Regions from separate parts of the Homo sapiens genome. Here region 2 is linked to region 1. Evidence: chromatin contacts called from ENCODE Hi-C data. All regions are on one chromosome and are shown on one strand. Each heading gives the region's core, a stretch centred on a gene start or an enhancer-like site at or near the end of the contact. The rest is flanking DNA. Distances are from core to core; before and after follow the strand shown. Region 1 holds the start of KIAA1549L (KIAA1549 like). Region 2 overlaps KIAA1549L (KIAA1549 like).

Region 1 (5,031 bases), core at 577-3,076:
GATGCTGCCTGAACCATGACCATGGGCTGGCTTTCTCACAGTGTCTCCAACTAATTTAGTGAATTGCTTTATCTCTTCAACTAGACTGCATCTTTCCCTTCCTCCCTCCCTCCCTCTCTCTCTCCCTCTCTCTCTTTCTTTTGAAGGAGTCTCCCTCTGTTGCCCAGGCTGGAGTGCAGTGGTGCAATCTTGGCTCACTGCAACCTCTGCCTTCCAGGTTGAAGCAATTCTCCTGCCTCAGCCTCCCAAGTAGCTGGGATTACAGGCATGCACCACCACACCTGGCAAATTTTTGTATTTTTAGTAGAGACAGGGTTTCACCATGTTGGCCAGGCTGGTCTCAAACTCCTGACCTCAGGTGATTCGCCTGCCTTGGCCTCCTAAAGTGCTGGTATTACAGGCGTGAGCCACTGCGCCAGGCCAGACTGCAAGTTTCTTAACACAACCCAAAACAGCCCAACTAGTTTAATTAAAGAACAAAATTAAATCATAACCCCCAACAAGGCATTACTATATTTCAACAAATCTTAGACATATTATAAGAACACATCTGACTTCTGAAAAGTTAACATGTGAAAAGTATGTGTCTTAGATGAAATGTGGTGTTATTTCTATCCTGCAGATGCTCAATAACTAGAACCTAACACTTTTCCAGATCCCCTGGTTAAGTTGCTGTGCCCTAACACACCAGGCACGCTCTGCCCCGGGATGTTAGCCTTTTTGGTTCCCTGTATCTGGAATGCTCTTCGCGCATGGCTTGTTCTCACCTCCTTCAGATCTTGGCTCAAACGTCACCTTCTCAGCGAGGCCTTTCTTCACAATGTTTAACATTTGCAACACCCCCTCCCCACGTTTCATTCTTTTACACTGATTTTTCTTTACGGCATTTACCAGTCTAATATTCTATTACTTATTTGTTTATTGCGGGTGAACCCCCACTAGAATGTCAGCTCCAGGAGGGCAGGGATTTTGTTTATGGCTGTTGTCATTGGCACATCGCAGGCAGTCAGTAAGGATTGTTGAGTGAATAGCGTCTGAGCTTTACCGGGTCAAGGATGTGTGTGTTTCCCCGCTGCTTGTATCCTCAGTGCCTAACACAGATGCTGGCAAACAGCGGGCCCGTAATAGATACTCAGTGACTGGGGATGGATGAGGCGCCTATGAGCCAGGTCACTTGCTAAGGCCATCAAGGCTAGCAAGGGCGAAGAGCAGGGGACCAACTCAGGTGACGCCTGGGCCTTTTGTCCCTCTGAGCAGGAGCTGCCTGACTCTCCTGTTTGGGGGTGTAGACTTTTTTGGAAAAACTTCCCCCAGTCTTCCCAGTGCGCAGTGTAATGCTTTGCACGTAGTGTGGCTGCAACAAATATTTATAATGTGTTTTAATCCAGCGTGTTATTGCAACTAGCCCACAGCCGCTTGAGCTCCTCAGGGGTAAACTGGCATGCAGCTGTCCGTTGAACCCTCGGAGAAGTAGTGAACAAACAGCACAAAGCGCGCCCGCCCTTCTACAAAGAGCTTTTCCAAAATCCAGGCGGAAGAGCTTTCCTGCCGCTTGGGCACGTTGACCATGACCCCCCTCCCCGGCCAGACGACCTCTCTCCCGCCAACCTTCCCTTCTCTAGATGGGGGACAGGAGGGGAGGGAAGCCCTCCCCTTAAGGACCTCCGCTGCGCGGGAGCCGCCGGGAGGGGTCCCCCTCCTGGGTCTCGAGCCCGGCCGGGCGCGCGGGAGCGGGGAGCGCGCGGTGGCTCCGCGCGGGGCTGCGCGCGCGCGCCGGCCTCGCCTCCTCGCCTCCTCGCCCGTTCCGGAGGCTACGTGCTTTCTTTGTCAATGAGGCGCCGCTCTGAGCTGCGGTAGCACTCGCGGCCCGGGAACCCGAGCCGGAGCCGGGGCTGGAACCCGAAGCCCAGCGAGGAGCGAGGAGCGAGGAGCCAGGACAGCGGGGCGCCGAGGCTGCAGCGGCGGCGGGAGGGAGGGACCCGAGCGCGCCCCGCGGCCGCCACCCCCGTTCCCGGCAGCCTCGCCCCCTAGTTCTGCAGGAGCCGGCCCGGGGGAGGGGGCCCCGGGCGGCGCCCGTCCCACCCTCGCCGCCCCAATCGCGCCGGCGCGCGGCGACAGGCACCGTGGGAACCCCGGCCCGCACCCGCCGCGGCTCCATGCGGGCCCGGCCCCTGCGCGGGTGAAGCCGCGGCTCCCTGGAGCCCGCCCCGGGCGCGGCAGGACGAGCGAGCCAGTCGCGCCGCTCGGCGCCCCCTCCCTCCGGCGCCCGGGCCGTGGCCGGCGATGCCCGGTGAGGACCGGGGCGCCGAGGGCTGGGCTCCCCGGCGCGGTGCAGAGCGAGGCAGCGGCCTGGATGTGTGAAGCGTCCCCATGGCTCCGCAGGAGGCCAAGCCTCAGGGCTCAAGGGAAGCTGGGCCCGCGACGCGGGGGCGCGGGGGCCGGCCCGTGGCGCGTGGGCTTGGTCGGGCTGCCTGGGGAGCCGCGCGCTGCACGGGTGTGAGGGGCCCCGGGGCCGGCGCGTCCCACGATGCGCCCCCGCGGCCACCGACGCTGCTGCTGGGACTTCTGCTGCTGGCGGCCCTCCTGGAGCACGGCCAGGCCGACCCGGGTAAGCGCTCGGCGGCGGGGCGTCCGCGGAGGTTTCTGGAGGAGCGGGGCGGCGGGACGGGACCCACACCTGCCCAGGTGGCGGTGGAGAGGTATTGGCAACACCGGCCCTTTACTGCTGCAACAGTAGGCGAACTGTCAGAAATCTGTCTTTCGGGAAGGCACTTTGGGCGGGGAAGAAAAAAAAAGGAGCAATCGCCTCTTCTTTTTGGACAAGTTGTAGAACCTTCCTAGTGGTCCCGCAGGCACGCTTTATTTAGAGAAAGATGTGTGTTTAGGACACCTTAAACGGGAAATGTATCATTAGAACACGTTTCAGGGTGGCAAAGTCCCTGGTATTTTGGGCTCTCTGTTGAGTGTCCACTTTGTCTTAACTGCATGAAATGGCTAGAGAGTTTTAGGCAATCCGCGTGTCGGCTTCCCAAATATCAACACAGTTTCTCCTGTGTTGATAGCGGAACCCTTTTCTTTTGGGAAGGAGGTCTCTCCAATAATTGCTTGCACCTTGCAAAGGGATGCAGGCGCTCATTAAGTATATAATCCACTGTTTGCAGGTTAGTTAAAAATAGTCATGCTTGGCTTGTAGACTTCCAGCAATCCCCAGGAAATAGATTTCTGTAATTCCTTGGACAATTTTGAGAAATCTGTTGTAAGTATTCTAGGTGGGGGTGGATTTTTCTGCTAAGTGTGCTTCAAAACTTAAGCTGTGCAGTAAGCAGTTGTCCTGGAAATAATAATGATTACTGCCTGCACTTGGAAAGGGCAGGCTTTTGTGTTTCTGACGAAATTCTGAGCTCTTGATACACTGCCTTATCAAGGAATATATTTCTCACTTCAGATAATGTGTTCCTGTAGTTTTGCATTTTTTAGCAAGGACTAATGACTTCTTCTTTCTCAGAGTACCCCCTCCCCCAAATTAGATTAAAATTCCTAATTGTAAAGGGGCTGACATTGTTTTAGATAAGAGAGTTTTAGGTTAAAAATATTTCTCGTCTTCAGCAGCTTAATTCAGAGCCCATTTTCCTTCGATTCACTTAAAGAGTCACTGACAGGTGGTGCTTGTGCTTGCGAGTTACTGTCAGATAATGTTCTATTGCGATTATAGTGGTTACAAAGTTCAGGAATCTTTGGATGTGTGCCTCAGACTTGAGAAAAACCTCTGACGAATTTTAGCCCCCGATTTTTATGCCTGTAGCAGTTTTTAGTGATGTGTATTTGGCATAATTGTTAAAAGATAAGGCCTGAGAAAGACCCACGTAAATACCTTGGTATTCATTGGCTCAGAAACATACATCCTGTTTTTGATTAAAGGATATCAAGTCCTTGGTCGTTTTTGTGAACTGCTTATGAGATGTTTGCTTTGGGATGATGTTCATTTGTTCAGCCATCTGTAATATGTGAAACTGGCTTTCATGTGTTGTTCTTGTTCAGCCTGATGTTGGGTGATTTCCTCGGATCAGTTTTGAATTTCTGATTTCCCTTCTGACCTTTGTACCTTGAGCCTTCTGAACCTCCCTGACTTTCCTTGGCTCCTCTTTCAGACCGCCAGAGCCTGATTTAGAGGACTTCTCATCCACATTGTTTGGGTTTAGCCCTGGTGTCCTCTTTCTTTTTCCTTTCAGTGTGGTGGTCATGGGGATACGGGGCTGGGAAAGATGCTTTGATTACAATGATGGTAAAAATAATTAAAAGTTGATGTTCCTCCCCAGAGTCCTCTCCGTCTTTCTCCATCTCATCCGAGCGACTCGTTGCTTCCTCTATGCTTTTTGGATGCACTTTCTGCTGTCCCCCTTTATGACCAGCTTCCCGTGGTCCAGCCCACCTGCGGATTCACAGTCCACCTCTGAGCTCCATGGTTTTCTGTGGGTTTGCCACTGATTCAATTCCATGACTCAGTGGAAGGGTTAAACACTGGGTTCCCTGTGTGTAACTCTTACCTCCTATCTGCTCTCATTTGTTCTCTGATTTCCACTGGAGGCAGTTTCACCCCAGGGTAGGTGAGTCCTGGGCCTAATGCAGGGCATCCTAAGGGGTTTGTGGGAAGAAGTGGTGTCAAGAGGGAGGCAGGAGAATGAATGACAATTTCTGGGGCCTTTGACTTTCTGCAAACAACCTAGTTTGGAACTTTTTCTGAGGAGTCGCTGCGGTTTGGTGTTGCCACTCATTGTAGAATGCGTCCGACCCTGAGATGTCTGAGATCTTACTCAAAGTGCTGGCTTGCTACAGTCCCATCATTTACATGGCTGCTCTCCCTTGTTGTTTAAGGAAGGCTAAGCCAGACATTTGTCTTGGTTGAAAAATGGGCAAACATAGATTTGTTTCTGGAAAATTCTGTAGCAATTGTTCAGCACCTTCCTGTCCTGGAGACTCTGCAGTGTGTTCCCAGTCTACTTCCACCCACCCCACCCCAGCCTCTTTTGCTTG
Region 2 (4,747 bases), core at 735-3,234, 280 kb after region 1:
GGTGCTAATCCTGAGAGACTGCTTTAGGGATACTTTTCTCCAACAAGGATTTACAATTGCTTCTGCCTGAGCTGGGATCATTGCCATCCATCCTCCCTCCCTAGAAGGGACCAATGCTAGCCTCCTTTTGTGTTGGAGGTGAGTGCCTCAGGTTCAGCCACCTCACCTCGTTCTGTTCCAAGGCTTGATCTCTTCATCAACTGTCAATATGGCGTTTGTTTTCCAGGCCACTTCGCCATTCGTATTTGCTTACCTTCAGTATTTTCACCTCTGGTTTCAGCTCATGGTTTTGTTTTAGTTTGCTGAGGTGTGGGGTAGGGGAATAGTCCCTTGGGATTTCCCTGACATCTTGCAGTTTCACACTGCATTAAAAAGTAGGTTTAATCCTGGACCTCGTCGTTATTGAGTGGGTTGGCCCTTATGAAGATGTAGTCTGCCATCATGCTGGAGGGAGAAGACTTCATTATTCAGTTGAAAGAATCCTGTTTGTGGATCCCCTGTGCTGCTGTTTTTTGTCCTGATGCCTTCAGGTTTAAAATCCTGTCATCCTCCTCCTTGAGAGATCTGATGGGCAGAATACCTGAAGAAAGAAACGGATGAGAACCGCAAGTGAAGCTTTGTCTTCACAGAGAGCATTTCTAGATTTTCTCTTGCTAAAGGAGGTTGTGGCCTGGCTCTTTCTAATCCTGTCTGTCTCTGTCTGTTTTGCTTTTATCCCCTCACATGTTGATAAAAGTCTTCACTTTTCTGGTGACAGTTCTAGTCTTTTATCTTTGAATAGTGCTTTATAGATTGCAAAAGACATACACACACACACACACAGACTTACCTGATCTTCTCAGCAGCCCTCTGAGCAAGCATTGTTGTCCCCATTTCAGAAGAGGTCCAGAAAGGTCACCTGAGTTGCTGAAGGACCTAAAGTTTGCTCATCAGGACCTTCACACATACGTCCTCACTCCAAATCCATTGCTTTTCTCCACTAAACCTGCTCTCCCTTGAGAGAAAGTAAAACACAATCAATGATTCATCCATTTAATCATCTAATATTTATTGATAACCTGTTATATACCAGGCACTGTTCCAGGTATAAGGATATCTCTGACAACAAAGCCCTTGCCCTTATTACACTCTAGTTGGTGGCAGATCGTAAATAAACAAGCAACCATATAAAGTCAGAGAGTGATCGTTGCCATGATGAAAAATAGATAAATGGGGCTCTAGGGGAGTCTGGGGCTGGATGAATGAAATGAAGCGTGAAGCCCTGGGAAGAATGGTGAGGAAAGCACCCAGGTGGAAGAAAAGCCCAAGGTGAGACAGAACTTGGCGTGTTCTGAGAATGGTTGGAGGGCCCTGTAAGTACAGTGGCCCCAGCGAGAGTGGTGGGAGGTGCAGTAGAAGAGATGGCTGGAAACATGTGAGGGAAGATCTTAGAAAAAAGTCTGAGTAAGGAGGCAGAGTCTGACCCTTGGAAGTTTGCTTCCTCCTCAAACAAGAGGAACCTGTGTGCTGATCGACCCTGGGTGTTAACAACTCTCCCTGTATTGCTTGTCTCTTTCACAGGCTTACAGGTTTTCCCAGCTTCCTGAGATGGTCATGGGCTCACCGCCTCCACCCGTACCTCCCCGGACTGGTCCTGTGGCTGTCGCTTCTCTCAGGCGGTAACACGTTCCTTTCTTTGTTTTGTTTGGAATATTTGGAAAAGGGTCAGTCCTATGTACCCTGACCTGACAACAGCACCGGCAAATTTCCTTCATGCTCCACCCCATCCAGGGTGTGTCACCTGTACAGACAACCATGCGCCTGTGGCATCCCAAGTACCATGAATGAACAGATCACGGTGCTTTTGTGCTTTTTAACCAGAAAGTTCTTGAGAATCCACAGTTGAAGAAGCCCAAGGTCAACTGCCCCATACCTGGAAAGCCTCAGACCGTGACCTTGAACATCTAAAAATGACTCCAGCTCAGGCTACCACAACAGCTGCTACCAAAAGTCCCTTGGTTATTTAAGGGTGGTGTCTGAGAAGCCAGGGAGGGGCAGGCATGTCTGGGCATCCACCCCAACTCTTGACTTCCAAGAGGGAGAGATTGAAAATGTATGAAGTCAGATATCTCAATTGCAACACATATGTTAAGCATGTTCTTTGCTTTAGGAAAATCTAACGAGGGCATGTTTTTAATAAGGATGGACAAGAAGAACAAAAGCCCTGAGCACTGGGAAAGGCTAGAACTGTGCCCTGGGGTACATGTGGACCACTGCCCTGGCCTTCCTACTCCAGCTTCCCCCAACATACAAATCACATCCTATCTGTGAACCATGGGTCTGGGCTTTGTGAATGGGGAAGAAAAATAGGAGTTTCCCTCGGAATAGGAGGGACCCCGCTCTCATTGCCAGTGGTTTAGAATGCGGAGGGGCGTAGACGTCACTTCTTGCCACCAGCCGAGCCTGGGTGGAAAGCAGCAGACCCTGACCTGCTGTGCAGCCCCAGCAGTTGGCCTTGCCCCTCCAGCCCCTGTTTCTCTATCTGTAACATGAGCACAGGGGCCTAGATGATCTCAAAAGCTCCAGGGTTCCCCAGAAAGGGGTCTCAGAATTGCTTATCGAGCATAACTCAGAAATTTTCCCAGGAAGGGTTTTCTGAACAAGTAGCAGATGCCTGGAACAGTGTGTGGGAAGCCAGGGCTGTGGGAACAAGCAAGCAGAGAGGGAGGAAGGGAGACCCCACCCTGATGAACGGTCACATCATACAGCCTCCACATTGGACCTTCCTAGGAGAGTAGCAACGGGCTTCTTGGTTACTCCTGAGAGTCCTGGATTGGAGGGGCCTCATACCAGCAATTTGTGGGAGGTTTGCTGAAGGCCAGCATCAATTTCTTATTTCTTCTTTCAACCACCTGTCTCCTCCCAGGCCCCTCCACGCCATTTGCTATCTTGCCACATATCGGGGGTGGGGGGTGCACTGCCCTTCATATAAACTCAGGATTAGACCAGGAAGGAACCTTTGAGATGAGTTTGTCTACCCCTGTCATTGTATAGATGAGGAAACAGGCTTGGAAAGGGAACGTAGGCTGGGCATGGTGGCTCATGCCTGTAATCCCAGCACTTTGGGAGGCTGAGGCGGGTGGATCATTTGAGGCCAGGAGTTTGAGACCAGCCTGGACAATATGGTGAAACCCCGTCTACACTAAAAATACAAAAATTAGGTGGGCGTACTGGCATGCACCTATAATCCCGGCTACTTGGGAGGCTAAGGTGGGAGAATCGCTTGAACCCAGGAGGCAGAGGTTGCAGTGAGCCGAGGTGGTGCCACTGCACTCCAGCCTGGGTGACAGAGTGAGACCTTGTCTCAAAACAAAAAAATAAAAATAATGAAAGGGAAGGTAGCTGGAACCCAGACCTCTGCCTCCCATGTTCTCCCTTGCCGTGGCTGTCATTTGCTCTGTGACAGCCACTGCTTAGCTCAGAGGGTGGCCCTGTGGGGGGCCAGGCCTGCTGCAGCTGTCTTTGCCTCTCTCCCATTGGGCTAATTTTAGGGGAGCCTGAAGTCCCTCTGTGAAACTGCCTCAGGCAAGGGTTGATGCTTGTGAAGGAAAATGGTCTGTGGCTGAAGGACCCTTTGGAAAAACCAGGAGATGCCCACGTCTACAGAGCCTAGGCTGCCCTCTTCTTACACGGCTTTCTGAGCACTAAGTGGAAATAGGATGTGTTAAATGGGCTTGATTCTCTGATTGCCCGGGGAACAAAAAAAAGTTCTGTTAGAATGTCCACTGCTCCCTGGAGCAGCCCGAGCTTCCAAGTCTTGGGCTTGGTGCTTCCTGCCAGTTAGGAATAGGGAATGTGGCTCCCCAGCTGTCCCGGGTCCCCTTTCTGGTGTCGGTGAGAAGGGAGCAACCAGGCACTCCAGAGAGAGCCTTCCCACTGGCTGCTGATGATGTCATCACCCCCTGGGTCGACCATCCCCAGCTAATACCCAAGGCTAATTGCTTTTCTTATTTTATGTGGAAATTAAATGTTCTACCACCCAGAGACATGAGAGCCACCCTTAGGGGAGAACTGACCTTGAACGTCTAAAAATGATTTCAGCTGAGGCCACCATGACAGCTGCTACAAGTCTGGGTGCCTCCTGCCCTGCTGGTGTTCCTAGAAGTCCGTTTGTTATCTGGGAATAAATCCAGTCCTGGGGACCTCATGAGGCTTGGAGGCAGCTGTCCATGCCCAAAGGTGACGGGGCGCACTCCTCCTGCTCGGGACGCCGCCTGAGGTCTGGGACAGTGCTAACGCAGTCCCTCTGCCCCATCTAGATCCACCTCAGACATCGGCAGCAAGACCAGAATGGCCGAGTCTACAGGGCCCGAGCCGGCCCAGCTGCACGACAGCGCCTCCTTCACGCAGATGTCCAGAGGCCCTGTGTCCGTGACGCAGTTGGATCAGTCGGCTTTAAATTACTCAGGTGGGCAAGAGAAAAGCCCGAGTGTGCCCCCCACCACTGCTGCTGTGCCCTGTCCTCCCTCAAATCCCCAGTTCCAATCTCCTTTCTACCTACCACCCTCAGGAATCACAGCCACTGCATTTCTGGATCCCCTCATAACTTCAGGAGCCCCAACTAAAAGAGCTGCTGATTTTCTTTCTTTTAAAGATCTGAAATTGGGCAAAATCCCAAGTTATGCTAAAGTCAGCATGTATGTTAACATTTTGCCAGACTTCAGTTCAATTTTTTTGGTTTTGTCTTTAAAGCATTCCAGATACAGCC

The links. A loop is a pair of places that touch in the nucleus more often than their neighbours do. Pooled maps may share reads with other maps.
Region 2: a pooled map shows a loop between it and region 1 (2.1-fold over the local background). The contact joins the enhancer-like site here to the promoter of KIAA1549L in region 1. A Hi-C loop is called at or near these places in 2 of 168 maps with a recorded cell type or tissue (aorta and endothelial cell of umbilical vein) and 5 of 50 pooled maps.

The regions. Positions count from the first base shown.
Region 1 is chr11:33,374,282-33,379,312 of GRCh38, forward strand. It overlaps KIAA1549L (KIAA1549 like), which reads left to right and starts at 1,827. Exons shown (of 21, transcript NM_012194.3): 1 at 1,827-2,608. The coding sequence starts at 2,371. RefSeq lists silencers at 1,713-1,772, 1,803-2,042, 2,183-2,282, 2,413-2,692.
Region 2 is chr11:33,654,452-33,659,198 of GRCh38, forward strand. KIAA1549L (KIAA1549 like) reads left to right here. Exons shown (of 21, transcript NM_012194.3): 18 at 1,561-1,658; 19 at 4,299-4,447. LOC105376617 (a long non-coding RNA gene) reads right to left here. Exons shown (of 4, transcript XR_007062647.1): 3 at 830-994; 4 at 1-580. Among named protein-coding and RNA genes, the nearest start is that of C11orf91, 44 kb to the right of the region's middle. RefSeq lists enhancers at 706-1,905, 2,022-2,111. Within about 2 kb of position 1,985, at least 3 of the 41 ENCODE cell types and tissues checked have a DNase peak (open chromatin) inside an H3K27ac peak, as active enhancers do.